2 separate regions of the Mus musculus genome follow, and region 2 is linked to region 1. The links are chromatin loops, found by intact Hi-C in ENCODE. Cell type or tissue: heart. All regions are shown on one strand. Each heading gives the region's core, and the rest is flanking DNA. Links, peaks and the distances in the headings are about the cores only.

What was found. A loop is a pair of places that touch in the nucleus more often than their neighbours do. Peaks named below come from ENCODE experiments on the same cell type or tissue, not always from the same donor. Only the 100,000 strongest peaks of a DNase experiment are listed, where the experiment ranks them.
Region 2: it touches region 1 in a loop (11-fold over the local background); 5 of 42 quality-filtered maps call a loop at or near these places.

What each region holds. Positions count from the first base shown.
Region 1 is chr15:93,590,062-93,592,981 of GRCm38, forward strand. The region is part of intron 1 of Prickle1 (prickle planar cell polarity protein 1); the gene reads right to left. Among named protein-coding and RNA genes, the nearest start is that of Prickle1, 4.4 kb to the right of the region's middle. In heart, for the core only: CTCF peaks have their summits at 1,569 and 2,185; DNase peaks (open chromatin) are centred at 1,940 and 2,110; H3K4me3 peaks cover 1,433 bases; H3K27ac peaks cover 1,677 bases.
Region 2 is chr15:93,976,013-93,978,932 of GRCm38, forward strand. No RefSeq gene overlaps it. Among named protein-coding and RNA genes, the nearest start is that of Gm30609, 14 kb to the left of the region's middle. In heart, for the core only: a CTCF peak has its summit at 1,757; no DNase peak of the experiment used is centred there.

The DNA.
Region 1 (2,920 bases), core at 99-2,598:
TGGACCAAATAGCACTATTTACTGTGAGGTGGAAAATTTCCAGAAGTGCCAGGAGAGACGCTGGCATGTATGTAAGTCAACTACTGTTGAACCCAAAGAAGCATTCTGTTCTCTGGGATGCTTCTGAGGCACTGAAAGAGCCCGTGTGAGGAGCCTTCCGGAGAAGCACCTCAGCGCCTGGCCGTGCATCGGATCCCCTCTGGCTGTGGGTGTTGTGTTTCAGGGGGAGGGGGCAGAAAACCTTTCTGGAAACAGAGTCCCCCAGTCCGATCACAGTCCACACTAGCCAAGTCCCAAGGCTGTGTATTTTCTTATTTTCAAGTTCAGTATATCAAATATATCTGCTGGCTATTAGCGGATTAGAGCCACCACTGTGTTTAAAAAAAAAAGTTGGAGGCCACAGGGGCGGTAGATTAGGAAGATTTGGTGCCTGTAGAATAGATGAAATTATTTGCTATCTCCTGTTTTGTCTTAAGTATATTTTAAATCTCTCTCTCTCTGTCTCTCTGTCTGTCTCTGTCTCTGTCTCTCTCTCTCTCTCTCTCTCTCTCTCTCTGTCCTGTTTTAGTATTTTTTGTTTTAAACCATTCTTCCAGGTCCTTCAAAAGGTAAAGTGGAATAACCTGAATAAAAGACAACTTGTCAGATGCTAGCCAATGGCTTAAATGTATAATTACGATAGTCTCTAAAGAAAAACAAGGAAGAAAACCTGAAAACACTAGCTACTTACAAGGTCTTACCAGGTAACCTTTCCCCCTTCCTTGGGGAAACCCAATGGCACACAATGTTTCTTTAAGTTTCTTTTATTAAGTTCAGAGTGTTCAAGGCAAATGGTATCCTAGAAAACTGGTGGCTACTCTATACTGGCCTCTTTTTGTTTTTACTTTTTAAGGCAATACAAACTGAGGAAAAGGTGGTTATAAAAAAAAATCACAGGAAGCCAAATAGCCTTTATTTAAATTAAAAGCAATCACAGCCTGATTCTTGGAGCACACTAGGAAATGCTTTCGGCACGCAGCTGCTTCGAGGGGCCAATCTCATGTGTAATTGGAAACATTTCAAACAGAGTTGTTACTAAAGTCACAGACCATAATTGTGAACTGTGGGCCCAGTACCTCCATAAAAGAAGGGCAGGGTGGGTCTATGGGAGAGGACTCAAGGCACTGAGGGGGACATCTCAATGTAGAATGTCACCCTTCACGGACAACATGTCTCTTTCCAAAGGCCTACTGAGAACAGAAGAGCAGAGCAGAGCTGGCAGGAGCTGCAAACCCACAAGTAGGACCGGGCACCAAGACATATGAAATAACACAGCCCCTAACTTGTTTTCTGAAGAGTATGTATGTAACGTGCTGGCAATGAACGGGATCGCTCCAATCTCCCAGGGAGGGAAAAAAAATGCAATGTCAGCTTAACTAGCCAGTTGATTTAAAAACTTTTTAGAACAAAACTTGGGGGAGAGGCGTCACATAAAAAGTGAATGGCAGCTGTTGGCTCCCTTGCTTTCTCTGTTTTCAAATGTTTTACACCGGCTTCTGCCTATCTGGGGTTTTACCTCATAGGCAAATGACCACGGGAGGCAGTACTGTCTTTGTGTTCTCAAAGAAGTCCCTTCAGATGTGACTATGAGCTTGTAGTTTAAACAGACAGACATAGGAAGAATTATCGAACTGTCTGAAGAGGCCTGCCCCTCCTCCTACCCTACCCCCACCCCCACCCCGCCGAGCCCCCTCCCGCACTCCATAACTGGAAACAGGCCGTGCCCGTGGACCAGCGGTTCAGGAACAGCTCGTGGAAAAATCGTGTCATTTTGGCACACAGAGAGGGATCTGATTATTCTATCGTATCTTTGTGCCAGAAGCGTCATGACATCAGCATGCCCCAAGCTGTAAAGTAAGTCTCTTTCCACCGCCTTCCTCAGGAGAGAGGGTCAAGGGAAACGGGCTTGCAAGGGTTCCTGGTTGCTACTGGCCAGCCCATTCCGATGGTCCTGGATGCTCACGCACCAGCCCACAGCAGGAGCCAATCTCCGCCCCCCCCCACCCCTTCTGCTCAGCATTACTATAAACAAGGAGGTTTATTGGTTACCAGGGTGCTGAGGGATGGCTTATGCTTATATCCAAAGGGAGGAGTCCAGAAGGACAGAGCAGCTCTGCTGCCCTTGGGCAATCCTGGTCTCTGACATACTGTTGGAGGCGCTGGCTCCCTTTGCTGCTGAGGCTTAGAGGCACAGCACTATTAGCAGTGCACGGCTTGACCTCCAGATAACTCTGCTTTTCTCCCCCCAATCATTTGTCCATACCCACTTTCTAAAAGCACCACTATGCAACTCTACACATCTCTACCCAATAACCAGGAGAAAACTAACGGTCCCTTAGCATAACCACAGGGAAACACCTCCTTCCTATCCCTTATTCCTTGTCATTGTAGAACATTTTATACCTGGATTTACACAGTTCTAATATTCTCACAGTGGTAAGAGGTGAATGAAGAACATATATAACATGGAGAAAACACAGAACTGTTTTCCTGGGGGGAGGGGGAGGAGTCTATGTTGCTCAGATGACATAAACATTTCTATGCTCACATGAGAAACACTGTGTGTGTGTGTGTGAGTGTAGGTCTTTGCACGGAGGTCAGAAGTTGATGTCCAGCATTATCCTCCATGTCTCCCCACCTTATTTAATTCTTGTTTAGACAAAGTCTCTCACAGAGCTAGAACTTGCTGATGGTTTATGCTGGCTGGCCTGAGAGCAAGCTCTGGTCCCTCCTGCCCTGCGACCCTGGTTGCTGATAAGCATAGGTGACCACACCCAGTTTTGTACATGGGTCCTGGGGATCTGAACTGAGGCCTTCATCTTTGCAGAACAAATACTTTCCCAACCGAGCCATCTCTCCAGAACCCCATTTTGCTTTTTGG
Region 2 (2,920 bases), core at 232-2,731, 390 kb after region 1:
CTGTTTAAAATCCTCGTTATTCTATAATTGGGCTCAGTTGCGGATTCAGTAGGAACCTTATTCTTTTAGAAGGTCTCTTATAATGTTAAAGACTGTTCTGATCAAGAGATTCATTATGTGTCAAAATGATAATAAGGAAGTCTCAAGACTGAAGTAAATCTTATTCAAATATCATACACATGATATATATCTATCTCTATATATGTATCTATATATGTATCTATTTATGTATCTATATATGTATCTATATATGTATCTATTTATGTATCTATATATGTATCTATCTATCTCTATATATGTATCTACACATATATAAACATTTATGTTTAGAGTTAGTGACAGGCATTTTACTGTTGTTGTTGGCCATAAAACACTTAAAGAGTCTTAGTGCAAACTCTTATTAACAGTACTGATTATTACCCGGTACCAAAAAATGTAAAAAATGTCAGTTAGCTGAGTATTTAAGTATAGGATGCTGTATTAGCTACCTCTATGCCTAAGCTACAGTACTGTTTCGGAGGAATCACGTCCTTCTTCGTTGTTGGCATTGGTAACCTGGTAAATGCTAAGCTGCCAACAGACTTTGCAGGCTTGTGAATCCGGTTCGAGTGATGCAGAATGTATGGTATGATGCCCAGTGTTAGAGAAACGCCACTGAGCTTTTGGTAAATGTCAAGACGGTTCTGCAGGAGAATTTTACAGTGAACACAAGCCTATATCAAGAAAGGAGAAACGTCTCAAACTAAACCCTGTATCTGAAGACACTAAAAAAGGAGGAAGCTAAAATCAATGTTTTAGAAAGAGGAATGAAATAATGAACATTAAGGCAAAAATAATAGGATAAAACATAGAAAGATCTATCAAGAATGGTTAACAACTGCAAATTGATGTGATATGCTACTTCAATAGAATGCAGGGAAACACCAAGTGATTGTCTCAGTAGATGTGAAACAATAATATTTGACAGAGTTTGGCAACTTGTCATGATAAAAAAACCACTCCGACAAAATATGGAGAGAATTTACCCCAACCAATAAAGACCATACATGAAATGAAAACACCAAACTAACAACACATATAAGTTTACAATGATAGCAAAAATAGTAGGCTAGGAATAAGTTAAGAATGTAAAAGGCTTACACATTGAAGATATAGTATGTAAAAGGTGTTCATCATTGAGTGAATGCATAAAGAAACATATACAATGCGATATTATTCAGACTAAAAAAAAGCTCATATGGAACTTTCTGGAAAAGGTGCACACATGGCAGAGTTGCCAGGGCTCTGCCTCTTGCAATCTTTCTGTTCCTTCTTCCATGATGTTTCTTATTGCAATGAGTAGAGCTTTTACCTCTATATTGGAGAGAAGTGGGAAGAGAAGAAATCCCTGTCTCATAATTTTAATAGGATTACTTTGAATTTTCCTCCATTTAGGATAATCTTGACTGTGGTTTTGTCATATATGCCTTTATTGTGTTGAAGTATTATCTTAGGATTTCCATTGCTATGATCAGGGCAACTCTTATAAAGAAACTCATGCAATCGGGGCTGGCATGCAGACTCAGAGTTTTATTCCATTATTATCTTGGTGGGAAGCACTGCTGTGCACAGATAGGCATGGTACTGCAGCCAAGAGGGGAGTTCTATATCTGGATCAGCAGGCAGCAGGAAGAGGGGGTGACGCTGGGCCTATCTCAAAGCCCACCTCCAGTGACACACTTCCTCCAAGAAGGTCACACCTCTTAACCCTTGTAAACAGTGCCACTCTCTGGTGACCGAGCATTCAGATCTGTGAAGCTATGGTGTCATTCCCATTCAAACTTCACCACCTTCATTCATCTCGCCTTTGTTCCTTCTTACGTTTTTCCTATTTTTCAGGATGGTACCAGATATTTTCCTGTCATTTCCAAACCCCGGGTTGTCTTTAAACTTTTATTCTTCACTCCCCTTCCAAAGAATCCAGACATTCACAAAGTCCTGGTGACAGATTTTGTGTGCCCCTTATAGTACTGCCACTACAGCATGACCCATCAATAAGCTTTCTTCTCCTGTCCACCTTAATGATTTTTAAACATTGCTCACCGATAGAGTTACCAAATATGATAAAAAATAGTTTCTGAGTTAAAAAAAATTAGTTTTAGAAAGTCTACACTTAAAGAGGAATGTAGTTTTCCTTTAACATCCATACTATTAAACATACATTAAAAAACTAAATCCAATAAGTTTTTCACATTGCTTTCTGGAACATTTATATAAAACATAGATAGACATGTATTTTGTTTTCATGTTTCTCCATAATTCTTGTGATAAAATGTTATAGTGATTTAGTCATATGAACCGTTCACTGAGATTTAACCTCTATGAAGTGAAAACTTAAGGGTTCTTTGGAAAGTCAGTTGAATGGTGTTTTGCGGGGGCAAACACATGAAGGAATGTTTAGCTAAAGTGGGCGCAAGTGAAAGGCCAAGGCAGCCTCAGGAAGGAATGTTTCACTGTAGCAGACACAGGAGAAAGGATGTTCTGCTAAAGCAAGCATGTGAAAGGACACGTGATAAAGGATTCTTTGCTAACAACACACATGTATTGGCTTACTTTACACTGCATAGTTGAGCTGCATTTGTCATGACTCCATAGACAGAAACACGCCAACAAGCCTCTGCTGGTGTGCTGCAGTTTCTTGCCACTTGTGTAGACTTGGGCTGCTTGACAGTGATGTCAGCTGAGACGGATGCATGTACTGAGATCCAAGACACATGCCGATGCAAGACCTGTGGAGGATACATGATGTTCGGAATGGATTCAACTGACAGTTACGGGGGCTGAGTTAGGCTTGCTTATAGAGCTAGCTGTGCAACGCTTGTTGGTCTCACATCTTCACTGAACTTTGCTTACCTGAGAGAGGCACAGCAGAGGTGATCAT